Regions from separate parts of the Homo sapiens genome. Here all the other regions are linked to region 1. A link is a contact called in ENCODE Hi-C or POLR2A ChIA-PET data. All regions are on one chromosome and are shown on one strand. The core of a region is the stretch at or near the end of the contact, and the rest is flanking DNA. Distances in the headings are between cores, read along the strand shown. Region 1 holds the start of MYADM-AS1 (MYADM antisense RNA 1). Region 2 holds the start of ZNF865 (zinc finger protein 865). Region 3 holds the start of UBE2S (ubiquitin conjugating enzyme E2 S).

Evidence for each region. A loop is a pair of places that touch in the nucleus more often than their neighbours do. ChIA-PET counts read pairs that join two places held with the same protein, here RNA polymerase II (POLR2A). Pooled maps may share reads with other maps.
Region 2: a pooled map shows a loop between it and region 1 (24-fold over the local background). The contact joins the promoter of ZNF865 here to the promoter of MYADM-AS1 in region 1. A Hi-C loop is called at or near these places in 4 of 37 single-sample maps with no recorded cell type and 12 of 50 pooled maps. POLR2A ChIA-PET finds 5 or more read pairs at or near these places in 1 of 52 experiments (WTC11).
Region 3: a loop to region 1 is called in a map of sigmoid colon, with 7 times the contacts of the local background. The contact joins the promoter of UBE2S here to the promoter of MYADM-AS1 in region 1. A Hi-C loop is called at or near these places in 2 of 168 maps with a recorded cell type or tissue (ascending aorta and sigmoid colon) and 11 of 50 pooled maps.

The regions. Positions count from the first base shown.
Region 1 is chr19:53,866,613-53,870,850 of GRCh38, reverse strand. MYADM-AS1 (MYADM antisense RNA 1) reads left to right here and starts at 1,744. Exons shown (of 3, transcript NR_184033.1): 1 at 1,744-1,942. It overlaps MYADM (myeloid associated differentiation marker), which reads right to left and starts at 2,968. Exons shown (of 3, transcript NM_138373.5): 1 at 2,908-2,968; 2 at 1,013-1,097. RefSeq lists enhancers at 251-1,164, 1,165-2,078, 3,188-4,163 and a silencer at 1,353-1,412.
Region 2 is chr19:55,603,469-55,608,478 of GRCh38, reverse strand. ZNF865 (zinc finger protein 865) reads right to left here and starts at 2,832. Exons shown (of 2, transcript NM_001195605.2): 1 at 2,747-2,832. RefSeq lists a silencer at 2,564-3,063 and enhancers at 3,107-3,658, 3,659-4,210.
Region 3 is chr19:55,404,749-55,409,758 of GRCh38, reverse strand. UBE2S (ubiquitin conjugating enzyme E2 S) reads left to right here and starts at 1,971. Exons shown (of 4, transcript NM_014501.3): 1 at 1,971-2,172; 2 at 2,797-2,944. The coding sequence starts at 2,170. LOC105372462 (a long non-coding RNA gene) reads right to left here and starts at 1,614. Exons shown (of 3, transcript XR_936075.3): 1 at 1-1,614. RefSeq lists enhancers at 1,213-1,322, 1,344-1,638, 1,995-2,508, 4,936-5,010 and silencers at 1,743-1,792, 1,803-1,862, 1,873-2,342.

The DNA of each region.
Region 1 (4,238 bases), core at 495-2,994:
AGTCCTTGCAAAACCTACAGCTTCCACCTCCTTGTCCTAATGGCCCCCAGGAATCAAGTGCCCGTCCTCTTAGAAACCAGGTGCCCAGTTCTTTCCTTAGGCTGTAAACTGTCTCAACGCAGCCACAGGACTAAACCCAAGGCCTCTCCTAGCCACAGGAAAGTAACTTCCTCCTTTCAGCTTCAGGCACTTTGCAGGGCAGTAGCACAGGCCTTAACCTCTTCGTGGCAGTCGCAGGACAGCAGCTCCCTGAGACAAAGGAGCCAGGGCCTGGACTCGCTTCTTCCTCAGATACCTCAGTGTCTGGGACCCTATTCCTTGGAGCCCAAGCTTCCTGGTCCTTCTCCCAGGATCTAGGAGCCCAGGACCTAATCCTTCCTCCTTCAGACCCACGAGTCCAGACCCCAGCCCCTCCTCCCTCAGACCCAGGAGCCCAGGCCCCCAGCCCCTCCTCCCTCAGACCCAGGAGCCCAGGCCCCCAGCCCCTCCTCCCTCGGACCCAGGAGTCCAGACCCCAGCCCCTCCTCCCTCGGACCCCGGAGTCCAGGCCCCCAGCCCCTCCTCCCTCGGACCCCGGAGTCCAGGCCCCCAGCCCCTCCTCCCTCGGACCCAGGAGTCCAGACCCCAGCCCCTCCTCCCTCGGACCCAGGAGTCCAGACCCCAGCCCCTCCTCCCTCGGACCCAGGAGCCCAGGCCCCCAGCCCCTCCTTCCTCGGACCCAGGAGTCCAGACCCCAGCCCCTCCTTCCTCGGACCCAGGAGTCCAGACCCCAGCCCCTCCTCCCTCGGACCCCGGAGTCCAGACCCCCAGCCCCTCCTCCCTCGGACCCAGGAGCCCAGGCCCCCAGCCCCTCCTCCCTCGGACCCAGGAGCCCAGGCCCCCAGGCCCCCAGCCCCTCCTCCCTCGGACCGAGGAGCCCAGGCCCCCAGCCCCTCCTCCCTCGGACCCCGGAGTCCAGGCCCCCAGCCCCTCCTCCCTCGGACCCCGGAGTCCAGGCCCGCTGCCTACTCACCAGCGGTCTTAGCAGAGGAATCCACGGAGAAAGATCTGGTGGTGGAGACGGATTAAGCCACACTTGGAACAGGCTGTAAGAGCACCTGAGGGGGAGGTAGGCCGTTAGCGTCCGTTTGGACAGGCTCCTCCCTCTAGGGATCGAACGCCCTGCGGAGACAGGAACGTGGCGTGGAACCCAGCAGGGCCCTGGCGGTGACCCCGGGTAAGCCCCGCCCCCTCCCCTCCCCGTTCAGTTAACTGTTTGGGCTGCGGCGGACGGAACCCAGCGAAAGTGCACGCCCCGCGGGCCGGCGTGGGCGCGTGTGTGATCTTAACCCCGCGGGGGCGGGGGTGCGGGCGGCAGTGGCGGGAGAACCCTGGGCGGCGGCTGTGGAGGCGGGCGGCCCAGCCAGAGCCGGTGTCTCCGCGCCTTATAAGGGCTTCGAGTCGGCCCAGGCATCTGGAATGTGTCAGGGACCAGGAGGCGGTGCCCGGACCCCCGCCCGCCTCCGGGGCTGCCCGCCCTCTCCCGGATTTCCGGGGGGTGGGGACCCCGACTCTCAGGGTTGGAGGCCTGCATTTCTGGATCCCTATAAACATGGGCTGAGAGCCCCCCCAAGAGCATCTCTAAGACCGGAGTGGGCAGGGACCCGGGCCTCTGAGGGGCTCAGGCTCCAGGCCGGAAACTGCACGCGGTGCTGGCGTCAGGCCCGAGGCCCAGCTACGCCTCCCACGGCCTCCCTAATCGCCATTCGGGGCTTGCGGGAGCACCTGGGAGGCTCCACCCGGAGCCAGACACTGCCTGCCCCCACGCCCCTCCAGGACCCTCGAAGGAGAAGGAAATCGGGACTGGCCCAGCGTCCCGTGCTCTAGAAGGCGGGCTACTGCCCCGTCCCAAGCAGGGGAGGAGGACGAGCGAGGGCGTCACTCATTCTGTCCCCCGCGGAAGGTGGGCTAGCCGCGGAGGGGGGCGCGCAGGGGAGGGGGGCGCGCCGAGGGGAGGGGAGGGGAGGGGTCCACCCCGCCCTTAGGGCCTCCAGCCATCGCCCGAGATCAGAGCTCAGGAATGCGCAGCCAGACCCTGGAGGGTGAGGAAACACCCCTCCGGGATTCCTCGCAGCGCACCCGACTCTCCGGGCCACACCCAGCCCCTCAGTGTCCTCCCTCGTCCACTCCAGACGCCACACCCATCGCTCACGCTGAGAATCGGGCCCCGGAACCCCAGCTTCGGCTCTCGGCACCCAGAGGTGCGGGACGCAGCCCTGTCTTCTCCTCCTTTCCCAGCTCCTTCTGCACTTCGGAAGCACGGGGCTGGATCTTAACACCCCCCTCCCTCGGCCTTTCAGGAGCCCAAAGTTCCGATTCTGTCTGTCCCCTGGATGGGGAGGGGTCAGTAATTCTGAATTCCTTCCATTCTCATTCCCAAACCCAGGACACCTAACCCTAAGCGCTTCCCCTCCTAAAGGACCTCCACGTACCAGATTCCAGCCTCCAACTAGGGCACCTACGAGTCCCCATCTCTCTACTCCCGCAGACCCAGCCCCTCCTCCCTCAGACTCAGGAGTCCAGGCCCAGCTCCTCCTCCCTCAGACCCAGGAGTCCAGGCCCTCAGCCCCTCCTCCCTCGGACCCAGGAGTCCAGACCCCCCAGCCCCTCCTGCCTCGGACCCGGGAGTCCAGACCCCCAGCCCCTCCTCCCTCAGACCCCGGAGTCCAGGTCCCCTTCCCCACTCTTCCAGACGTATGACCTCCACAGTCCAGGTCCTCAGCCCTCTCCTCTGCAGAACCCCAAGAATCCTGGCCCAGCCCCAGTCTTTCTAGGGACCCAGACATTCTGAGACCCAGCCCATTCCTCTCTCTGGCCATAAAGACCCTAGACTGTTGCTTATGCCCTCTGGGGTCCCCACAACCTCACCTCAGGCAGCCAGTGGCGACTGCGGCTGAAGCAAAGACGACAGCGGCAGCTGGAAGGGTCTGAGGGCTGGGTGGGGTTGGAGGGCTGGGGAGCCAGCGCGGGCGGGACGGGGGCGGGGCCGGGGCGGGGCGCAGCTCCGGCTAGGGCGGTGGACAGGGACTTCCCCGAGTCTGGGCTATCCCAGCCCCGCCCCGAGGCGGGGCCAAGAGCAGACCACGCCCCCCAGAGTAAAAGTAGCGTGGAGCTCCCGCCCCACCCCAGTGAGCAGGGTGGAGGGCTGAGGTCACGGTTGCCGTGGTGACAAAACAGGAAGACACAACAGCTGGCGGCGTGGAGACTCCTGGGGGCTGCCCTCCTCGACACAGCCCTAGAGGAGTCTCCCGGGTAGGCCAGGGAAGACCGTTACCATAGAAACCCCGCATGTTTAGGGTTTGTTTAGTGCAGAGCCCCCCAGCTCAGGTCCCCGCCCCCGTCTCACCTCACTCCTTTCTTCCGCTCCCTTCCTACCCCCTCCTTCCTGGTCTGTTCCGCCCCCACCCCTTCCTTGCCGGATGAAACCTTAGACACCTGGGTCGCAGCGGATTGGGGGACCAGGCCCCTCAGTTCAATGGGGGGGCTAGGATCTCTGTCTCTTGGAGCCCTGAGGGAGAGCAGAATTGAGAGCAGTATTCCTGGGCTTTAGGTGGTTCTGGGCTACGATCCCTGACTGATGGGTCTCCCCAAGAAACAGAGGCTAGATTCCTGTATTTAAGGACTTGAAGGGGCGGCAAAATGCTCCCCTAGTACCCACTGGCACCGGGCGCCGCAGGGTAAGGGACTCGGGCTGGACGCAGGTCTCAGATATCACAGTGGATAGGGGTGGGGTGTGTTGGGGGCAAAATTCCTGGGAGCTAGCGCGGTAGCAGTTGGGGGCCCGGATTCCTGGGCTCCACAGGATGCCTAGGCTGAGGCCCAGATTCTTGGCTCAAAAGAACAATCAGGCCTGGGCGCGGTGGCTCACGCCTGTAATCCCAGCATTTCGGGAGGCTGAGGAGGGAGGATCCCTTGAGCCCAGGAGTTCGAGACCAGCCTGGGCAACATAAGGAGACTCTGCTCTATTAAAAATAAATCATCATGATCATCATAATAGAACCATTAAAGCTCAGACTCGGGTTTTCCGAGCAGGTGTTGCAAGCCTAGCCGCCTGGGTCTGGAAGGCAGCGATATTTTTGGCCTACATTCCTGACTCCTGGATGGAGGGAGGGACTCAGAATTTTAATGAGGATGGGGCTGGGGCTGGGGCTTGGGGCTCTGGATTCACGGATCCTGCAAGAGGGGAAGGGATCCAAGGG
Region 2 (5,010 bases), core at 1,583-4,082, 1.7 Mb before region 1:
GCTGGGCGTGGTGGCACATGCCTGTAATCCCAGCTACTCGGGAGGCTGAGGCAGGAGAATCACTTGAACCCGGGAGGCGGAGGTTGCAGCGAGCTAAGATCACACCACTGCACTCCAGCCTGGGCAACAAGAGCGAAACTCCTTTTCAAAAAAAAAAAAAAAAAAAGCCACAGTCCTTACAATGACCTCCACAGTCTCCTGGCTGCTCTTCCCATGTGCCCACTCTATTCCTGCTGCAGGGCCTTTGCGCTGGCTGTTGCTGTTGCCTGTAATATTCTGACTCTCAGGCAACCATCTCGCTCACCCCTTCACCTCCTCCCCATCTTTGGTCAACTGTCTTCTCAATGAGCCTCTCAGTAACCAATGACCTGTCACCCAGGCCCACATCCTCATCTCCCTAACCCTGCTTCATTTCTCTCCTTACTGCTCAGCATCATTTATAACCTCACATAATCTACTTCTTTGCCTTGATTTTGTTGGTCTCCCCATCCAGATGATCGGCTTCCTGAAGGCAAGGATTTTTATCTCTTGCTCACTGTTCCATCCCCAGGACCTACAACAGTTCCTGGCTTGATACATTTTTGTTTGAAGAAGTGAATGAATGAGGCTAGGAAAGGAGGGAGTGATTTGCTCAAAGCTGTGAACCCTAGTGGAATCCAGGGCTCATCCTCCCAATCACTTCGCTCCTGGGGTTAGGGCGCTGTTAAGAGCAGCCCCCAAGTGGGCCACAGTTGTCCAGGAGAAGGGGAATTTTTACTCTTGTATAACTTTTTGGTGTGTGGCTTTTGGGAGGGACAAGATGACAAGACATAGGAAAATCCTGGGGGAGGCCATCCTGAACCACAGCCCCCCAGGTCTATCTCTTTATCCCGTGATATTCTGAACACGCACATATACTCTTGGTTTTTGTTTTTATTTTTTTTCACTGCAGCCTCGAACTCCTGGGCTCAAGCAGCCCTCCCACCTCAGCCTCCTGAATAGCTGGGGACTACAGGTGCCCACCAACCACACCCAGCTTTTTTTTTTTTTTTTTTTTTTTCCTGTAAAGACAGGGTCTCACTATGTTGCCGAGGTTGGTCTTGAACTCCTGGCCTCCAGCGATCCTCCCACTTTGGCCTTCCCAACTGCTGGGATTACAGGCATGAGCCACCTCGCCTGGCCTGTATTTTGTCTTTTAATCATCTGCCCCCTCAACTAGCATATCCACTCCATGAGGACAGGGATTCTTGTCTATTTTGTTCTCTGTTGTACCCCCAATGTAAAGTAGGTGCTCATTAAACAGTTGTTCAACCAGTGTTTACGAATGAACGTATGAATGAATGAAGAACATTCTGGGCTCGGTAGAGCTGACAAAGGCTAGATAATTTATCCCAGTGCCCTCACCTCCAAAGCCTTTTGAGACCAAAGCTTCCTTCCTCTTGTTCTTGCCTTCAAATCTTCCACTCCACCCTCACCGGCCTCCCCTGCTGCTCCTCCACTCACCGTGCTCACCGCCACTTCAGGGCCTTTGCACTTGTTGTTCTTGCTGCCTGCTCACCCAGATCTTTGCATGGCTAAGCTGCCACTTGTAATTCAGCTTTCACCTCTAAAGTAGTTCATCAGGCTCTCAGAGAACCCACAAAACCCCGTGTATCTTTGTCGACTCGTGTCTGATCAACTAGACTGTGAGACCCCGCACAGTGAGAACACTGTGTGTATCGACCCCCTTCGTGGCTGTATATTATACCCTTCAGCTAGAATAGTGAATATGCGTTCAACGCAGAAGGAATGCCTACGAGAAAAGAAGTCACACCCTAGTGAAGTCCAGGGTCTTCCCTAGGGAGTCCAGGACGATAGCCTGAGAGCTGGGTGAGAAGCTGCAGGTCAGGGCAACAGTTGTTCACGCCATAGGAAGAGGATGAGGCACATTCTGGGAAGGAAGGCTTCACCGCCTCACTGCGGGACACTGTTCTGTGGCAGAAGTAATGAAGACGGGCTGACCGCGATGAGGGTGGGGTGAGAGGAGGTACGGGAGTATGTCATGGGAGCCTGGAGCTAAGCAGGCGGATATTTCTACCTGAGGCGGGAGAGGATGTGAGTGTGAAGGAACTCTAGAGGGAGCTGTGCCGCTGCGATGGGGGGGTGGCTTTGAAAGGGGCATTCTTAAGGGGAATCACTGGAGGACCTGCAGAAGGGAAAAAGGCATTCTTGGTGCTGACCAGAATAGAAAGTATTTTCACACCCACGAAGGGGCGTTCTGCTGGGGAGGGAGGTGGTCAGGGCCATTGGGGGCTGTTGCTGTATGGACAGAGATAACGGGGGACAGTTCTGCTGCAAGGCACTAAGGAAACACTCTGGGGAGAATTATATAGAGGATACTAATAAGAGGGTTCACGAGCAGCTGCCCTACATGGGGAGGGGCAATGCTGATGGCATCTGGAGGCTGACCTGGAGGAAGCAATGACGGGGAGCGCTATGTGGAGGGGATCCTACGAGGAGGTATCATTTGGGGGCCCTGGCAGCCGTTTAGGGGATCGCCACGAATGAAAGCGCTTTGGCAGCCATCCTAGCTGGGGGCGTTCATGGGGGAGCTATCTGCAGTGATCCTACCGGGGAGCAGTGATTGGGGGTCCCTTGGCAAGGGCCCGGCGGGAGCTGCACTGACTTGCTAGGGGTTGGGGGACGTTCTGGGGACCACAGCGGGCCAGGGCGGGGCCCCCCGCCCCCGCTGCACCCGGGCCCCCGGGCCACGCACCCCGTCACTCACCGGCGCCGGGGTCTCCGCCGGGAGGAGGCCGAGGAGGCGGAGGAGGCGCCGCCGCTCCGGGGAGACCCGAGGGCCCGACCGGAAGTGCCGCCCCCTCCCCCCTCCCCGGCAGCCCCGCACCGCCCGCCTGCCCGCCCGCCCGGAAGCGGAAGTCGCGCCCGTTCCCGAGGCGCCGGCGTGGAGGATCGGAAAGAGGAGGCGGTGGCGGGGACCAGGAGGGGGGAAATGCGCTTGCGCACTGACTCGGGGACGCGAGCAGTGAAAGCCCGGGCCGATTCCGGTGGGCGAACTGAGCCAGGTGCGCCTGCGCTTTGAATGCCCGCCTCTTCTACGGGAACCCCGCGACACGCTCTGGGCGTCCGGTTAAGCCACACCTCCGGCTCGGGTCTCACACTGAAGCCCCGCCCCCTGGCCCTGAACCACGCCCATCTCACAGCGTGATTATAAGCCCCCTACTGCCTCAAAGTCTGTCTTCGTCCCCTCGCCCTCATGCAGTTTCTCCTGTTCTTCCCCCTCTCCAAGCTCCCACTCTCTGGAACTTCACCCCTCCCTAGGCCCCGCCCCCTCCATCCAAGCCCCGCCCCTTCACCCCATAGCATTTAAGTTGCACCTCGTGACTTTTGAGTGCCTCCCACCTCTAAAGCATTCTTTTAAATCGGTGGTTGTCAAGGATAGTTGGGAGGCCAGCAGCATCCGGCTGCCTGCTCAGACCATGCGGAATAGAAGCCCTGGGGTTGGGGGTCTAGGGATCCGTGTTTTGAAATACTCTGATTCTGCTGCATGCTGGTCAAGAGCCATGGATTTACCACACTTGACACTGCCCGCTCATATAATCGCTATAATCCCGGCTCCCAACTCAGCCCCATCCCAAACAGCCAAACCCAGACCCATTCAGCCCCTCCTGCTAAGCTTCCACTCTCCCAGGAACTTCCCTTAGATTAAGTACTTCCTTCTCTCCCCATCGCCTCCATAGCAGTCGTGCGCCCCCATCAGCACCTTCTAAGTCCCACCTCCAATACCCTGTTCCCTCAGAGTTTCTCCTTTAAGCCCCGGCCCCCGGCCCTCGGCCCTGAACCACGCCCACCTCAGAGCTGAATTATTATAAGCTCCGCCCCTCACCTTAAAATCCGTTCTCTTGGCCTGGCGTGGTGGCTCACGCCTGTAATCCCAGCACTTTGGGAGGCCAAGGCAGGCGGATTGCTTGAGCACAGGAGTTCAAGACCAGCCTGGGCAATATGGCAAAACCCCGTCTCTACAAAAAAAAAAAATACAAAAATTAGGCTGGACGCGGTGGCTCACGCCTGTAATCCCAGCACTTTGGGAGGCCGAGGCGGGTGGATCACGAGGTCAGGAGGTCAAGACCAGCCTGGCCAAGATGGTGAAACCCCGTCTCTACTAAAATTACAAAAATTAGCCAGGCGTGGTGGCGGGCGCCTGTAATTCCAGCTACTCGGGAGGCTGAGGGAGAGAACTGCTTGAACCCGGGAGGCAGAGGTTGCAGTGAGCCAGATTGCCCCACTGCACTCCAGCCTGGACGACAGCAAGACTCCGTCTCAAAAAAAAAAAATTAGCTAAATATGCTGGCGCCCGTCTGTAGTCTCAGCTACTCCGGAGGCTGAAGCAGGAGGGTCGCTTGAGCCTGGCAGGTCGAGGCTGCAGTGAGCGGTGATAGGGCCACTGCACTCCAGCCTGGATGACAGAGCGAGACCCTGTCTCAAAAAAAAAATTATCCGTCCTCCTTGCCCCACTCTCACGCAGTTCCTCCTGTTCTTCCCCAGCTCCAAGCCCCTACTCTCTATTAGATCAACTCTATCCATCCTCTTTAAACCGCTCTCACTTTCTGCGGACCAACCCCTAAACCTCTTTAAGCCCCACCCAACTCTAACCCTCTTCTAAGCCCCCGCCCCAGGTCCCAGCCTAACTGCCCCGCAATCTCAGCCCCACCCCTCGCTCCTTAGCCCCGCCCCAATCCACACCCCTTATCTCTAAACCTTACCCAGACCGTCCTGCTCATACCTTTGTCTTAATTTTTCCTTCCAAACAGTAGGTCCTCAGGACAAGGAGGTGGGGCAAAGTGGCTGCAGAATTTCTGGGAATTGGCTAGGAGAGAGGCGGTCGGACCTACAGTCAGGTCTGCATGGAAGGTTCAATGTTTTTAGTTAGATTGGATGTGTACTGGGAATACAGCTGACCCTTGAACAACAGGGGTTTGAACTGCAGGTCCATTGAGAGGCGGACGTTTTTTCACCCAAACACCGGTGGAA
Region 3 (5,010 bases), core at 722-3,221, 1.5 Mb before region 1:
ACAGGAACTGGTATAGATTGGACCTGGGGTGAGGGAGCAGGAAGGGATCACCTGAAGCCATTTCTCCACAAACTAGTTATGATGATGACTTTTTATGCTGTAGCTGTTTCTTCAGTTGTTTTGGGTTTGTTTGTTTTGTACATATTGGTGGGGGTCTCTCACTATGTTGCCCAGGCTGGTCTTGAACTCCTGGGCTCAAGTGATCGACCTACCTTGGCCTCCCAAAGTGCTGGGATTATGGGCGTAGTCACTGTACCCGACCATGTAGGTTTTGTTTTTTGGTTTTTTTTTTTTTTTTGCTTTTTTGTTTTTTGAGACAGGGTCTTGCTCTGTTGCCCAGGCTGGGGTGCAGTGGCGAGATCTCAGTTCACTGCAACCTCCACATCCCGGCTTTAACCGATTCTCCCATCTCAGCCTCACGAGTAGCTGGGATTACAGGGCTGCATCAACACACCTGGCTAATTTTTGTATTTTTAGTACAGATGGGGTTTCACCATGTTGGCCAGGCTGGTCTCAAACTCCTGACCTCAGGTGATCTGCCAGCTTCAGCCTCCCAAAGTGCTGGGATTACAGGCGTGAGCTACCACGCCTGGCCTTGGCCATGTAGATTTCTTTCACACCTTCCTTATTCCTTCTTCAGAAGCTGAGGCCCCATGAGGGGAAGCTGGTAGCCAGGGGTCTTTTCAGGTACCTGTGGCCAAATTAGGCCCAGATGTTAATGCTCTCATCCATGGCTGAAAAAGGCCAAGAAACTAAGAAGAGCTGTGGACGCACAGACTGGCAGAGACACCGAGAGGGCACTGCGACCGCACTGCACAGATGAGCAAAGGAAGGCCAACTTCAGCATTCCCTCCTCCTCTCTAAGCCCCTCCAAAAGGCCTGCTCAGGGAGCTCTGGCCACCGTTCTCAAGCAATTGCCTGACGTTTTTACTGACACTGAGGGCTGGAGATGGTCCCTTTTCCAGGCAGCTATGTGTCCATTTCCTAGAGAGGGAAACTGAGTCCCAGAGAAGGCGGGTGTGGCTGGAGGCCATGGGTCAGTCATAGGCATAACCATGCCGTGAATAACCGTCTTGGCACTCTCTGACTTCTTTCCCTGGCAATACAACGGATCCCAGTGCCCATTTGTCACATAAGGAAACTGAGGCTGGCGTCTTCGATGAAGCCTGGCAGGAGTGGGGGTCACACACGGAGTGCAAGGCTGTCCAAGCCTTCAAGGTCATTCTGACTGATCTTTGAGCCTTAGCAATACAGGACGTGGGTCCAAGAGCATTTCCAGCACAAAATGGCGCCTCATAGAAAAATGTAGTCGGAGTTCCAGCGCCCACCTCCACCACGGCTCAAAGGAGGGGGCGCGGGCGGCAGCGCACACTTCATTTGCATATACAAAAATCAACGGATTTCGTTGGCTGGCAGCGGTTTGATCTGCACGAAACTGGGTCGCCCTCTGACCGGTCTCTATCAGTCATTGGCCCATGCGAGTCTCGTGACCCACCAGTCACTAAAGCGCATCCCTATTGGCCCGAGCGCCTTCCATCACGCGTTTAAAACCCCGAGTCCCGCCTCCCCTCGCCACGCTCCGGCCCCCAGGAAGACCGTTAGTCGCGTGCGCGACTTCCTCAGCGTCAGGGCGCGCCCGCGCGTATGCCGGGCCGTGGCGGCGTCTCATTCAAACGGTCCAATCAGCGGCCGCGTCGCCTTCCCCGTCCCCCTTCCTCTCTTCTTCCCCTTTTCAGCCCCTCCGTTCTTTGAGAACCCTCCCGACCCCCGCGGGCCCCCATTGGCCGGCCCGCTACCCAGCCCTCTCCGCCACTTCCCTCGCTTCTGACCATAGTTTGCGGGGAAGGGAGCGAGCGCGTCGAAAACCAAGGAACGTGCGCGCTGACGTCACGGTTGAGGCTCGGAGCTGAGGGGCCGCGGAGGGCGTGGCCTGCGGGCGGTTATAAAGAGGCAGTGGTGCGCGCGCGGCCGGCTCAGTGCTGCCGGGCACCGGGGCGGCGGGTTGGTCTACGCTGTGCGCGGCGGACGTCGGAGGCAGCGGGGAGCGGAGCGGGGCCGCCGGGGCCTCTCCAGGGCCGCAGCGGCAGCAGTTGGGCCCCCCGCCCCGGCCGGCGGACCGAAGAACGCAGGAAGGGGGCCGGGGGGACCCGCCCCCGGCCGGCCGCAGCCATGGTGAGCACGGGCGATGAGGCCCATGAAGGTGGTCGGGGGTGTCCCTGAGGGAGGAGGTGGAGTCTCAGGGGCCTCCGACGGGCGGCCTTGAGGGGTTTGAGGGCCAGCCTGGGGGTCCCTGACCCGGGATGGGCCCGAGGGCCTTCCCGCAGGCGGAGCAGGAGCTCGGGCGGCCCGCAGTCTCCCTGGCGGCGAGGGCTCCGGGCGCTTTGCGGCCCGCCCATGGGTGTTACCAGGAGCAAGGACGCCCCGCCGCCATCTCCAGACCTGAGCCGGGGTTTCAAGGATGCTCTAACCAAAAATTAGTGGAGAAGGGGGAGAGAGTAGATCTCTGGCCTACGTGGAACCACTGGGGACCAAGCAGGGTTAGGAGCGGGCTTTGGGGGGGGGGTTCTGGGGTGGGTGGAGTTATCTGCAAGCCCCCCCGTGAACCCGCCCCCATTTCTGTTGGAAACTCTGCCTGGGCTGATGGCCTGAAGCATCCTGGGTGAGGGTCTGGGAGTTCAAGGGTGATTGACAGCCTGGGGCCACTGAGTCAAGACTTGGGCAGTCTCAGCATCTTTAGGCCCTGCGGGAAGCCCAGCTCTTAACACTCGCTCACCCTGCTCTCCCATCCGTGCCCAGAACTCCAACGTGGAGAACCTACCCCCGCACATCATCCGCCTGGTGTACAAGGAGGTGACGACACTGACCGCAGACCCACCCGATGGCATCAAGGTCTTTCCCAACGAGGAGGACCTCACCGACCTCCAGGTCACCATCGAGGGCCCTGGTGAGTTTGGAAGGAAAAAGAGAAGGGGCTGCTGCTTAGATCCTCCATCACCCTGCTCTAGATCACCCTAGCGGGAAGTACCCATTACAGGCTGGCCTCGTGTCAGGTGTTGGGATGCATTGGTGGACAGGGCAGGACGCCACAAATGACAATTATGTACTCTTTTCCCACAAGGGTTGAGAAATATCTGGTCATTGAGTTAGTATATCATGGGACGGTACTCTAGATTTGAAGCAAGGCTTTCAGACATGGCTTCCCTGGACCTGAGGGTGGGTAGGAATTAAGTAGGAATGGGAAGAGAGCTCCAGGTGGTGGGAATGGTGTCAGCAAGGGCCTGGGAGGGTGGGCCAGGTGATCTCAAACTCCATCCTGCTGTGAGTGTCAGGGATGAGGAAACAAGCCAGATGCAGATCGTGGGGAGACGGGTCATGAATGATTTGCGGGTCACATGATTTGCGGAGTGATTTAGAATACTGTTTCATGCAGGCTACATTTCTGTTATCACCAGAATTCCTACAAAGTCAGGATTTGAGCAGAGCCTGTGAAGGAATGGTCTAGTCCACGGTGGTGATGGTGGTAGGTGGTCAGGAAAGACCTGGCAGCGGTGACAGTTGAGGTCCTTCATGCCTTGCTGCAGAGGGCGCGGGATCATGACAATAGGAAGGCTCCAGAAAGGCCCTTGGGCAGGTGGAGCTGGGCGCTTGGTAAAAACACATGAAGAAAGTTGATGATGAAGCTGCCAAGCTCTTTTAGGGCTTCTAGGCCTCTTCAAGGAGTTTGTAGAGGAAGCTGGTGGAAGGTTTAAAGCAGGGGTGTGACAAATCCCTCCAAAGTTCCTATTGACTGTAGTGAGGAGAGCCGGCCTGGCAGGGGGAAGAACCCAGAGGCCAGCCAGGAAGCTAGCCTTGGAGATGGGATGAGATTCAGGGGAGGACCTAGCAGGCCGGTGCTCAGGCTGCTGATGGGCTAGGGGAGGGACAGTATTTTGACCCAAGCAAGTGGGTGAGTGGGAGAGGCGTTCACTGGGTTGGGAGGCTGTGGAATTAACAGACAGTTGGATCCTTGATCTGAAAGGCATATAAATGGGCATCTTATAGGAAAGTGCGTACTTGGGTCCCTGCCACCTGGGAAGGGCCTGTGACTGGAGTGGTCAGTTGGGCTGAGACGGGGGATCCAGGAGGGTGCAGACGAGCTTGATAGTGACACAGGTGGGGGCTGCAAGATGGGCATCATCTCTGAGGTTTTGGGGGAGGTCCTGTGGCCCCCTAGGAACCCAGCCATTCTTGCTCTTTTTTTTTTCTCTCTCTAAACGGAGTCTTGCTCTGTCGCCTAGGCTGGAGTGCAATAGCACAATCTCTGCTCACTGCAACCTCTGCCTCCTGGGTTCAAGCAGTTCTCCTGCCTCAGCCTCCCAAGTAGCTGGGATTACAGACGTGCACCACCATGCCCAGCTAATTTTTTGTATTTTTAGTAGAGATGGGGTTTCACCATGTTGGCCAGGCTGGTCTCGAACTCCTGACCTTGTGATCCGCCCGCCTCAGCCTCCCAAAGTGCTGGGATTACAGGTGTGAGGCACCGCGCTTGGCTTTTTTTTTTTTTTTTTGGAAACAGAGTTTCGCTCTTGTTGCCCAGGCTGGAGTGCAGTGGCGCGATCTCCGCACACTGCAACCTCCCCATCCCGGGTTCAAGGGATTCTTCTGCCTCAGCCTTCCGAGTAGCTGGGATTACAGGCATGCACCACCACGCCTGGCTAATATTGTATTTTTAGTAGAGACGGGGTTTCTCCATGTTGGTCTGGCTGGTCTTGAACTCCTGACCTCAGGTGATCCACCCGCCTTAGCCTCCCAAAGTGCTGGGATTACAGGCGTGAGCCACCACACCTGGCCTCTTGCTCTTAAGAATTCTACAGCCTGACTGGGCATGGTGGTTCACGCCTGTAATCCCAGCACTTTGGGAGGCTGAGGTGAACAAATTGCTTGAGCCTAGGAGTGCAAGACCAGCTTGGGCAACATAGTGAGACCCTATCTCTTAAAATAAAAAAGTAGCCAGACCTGGTGGCATGCCCG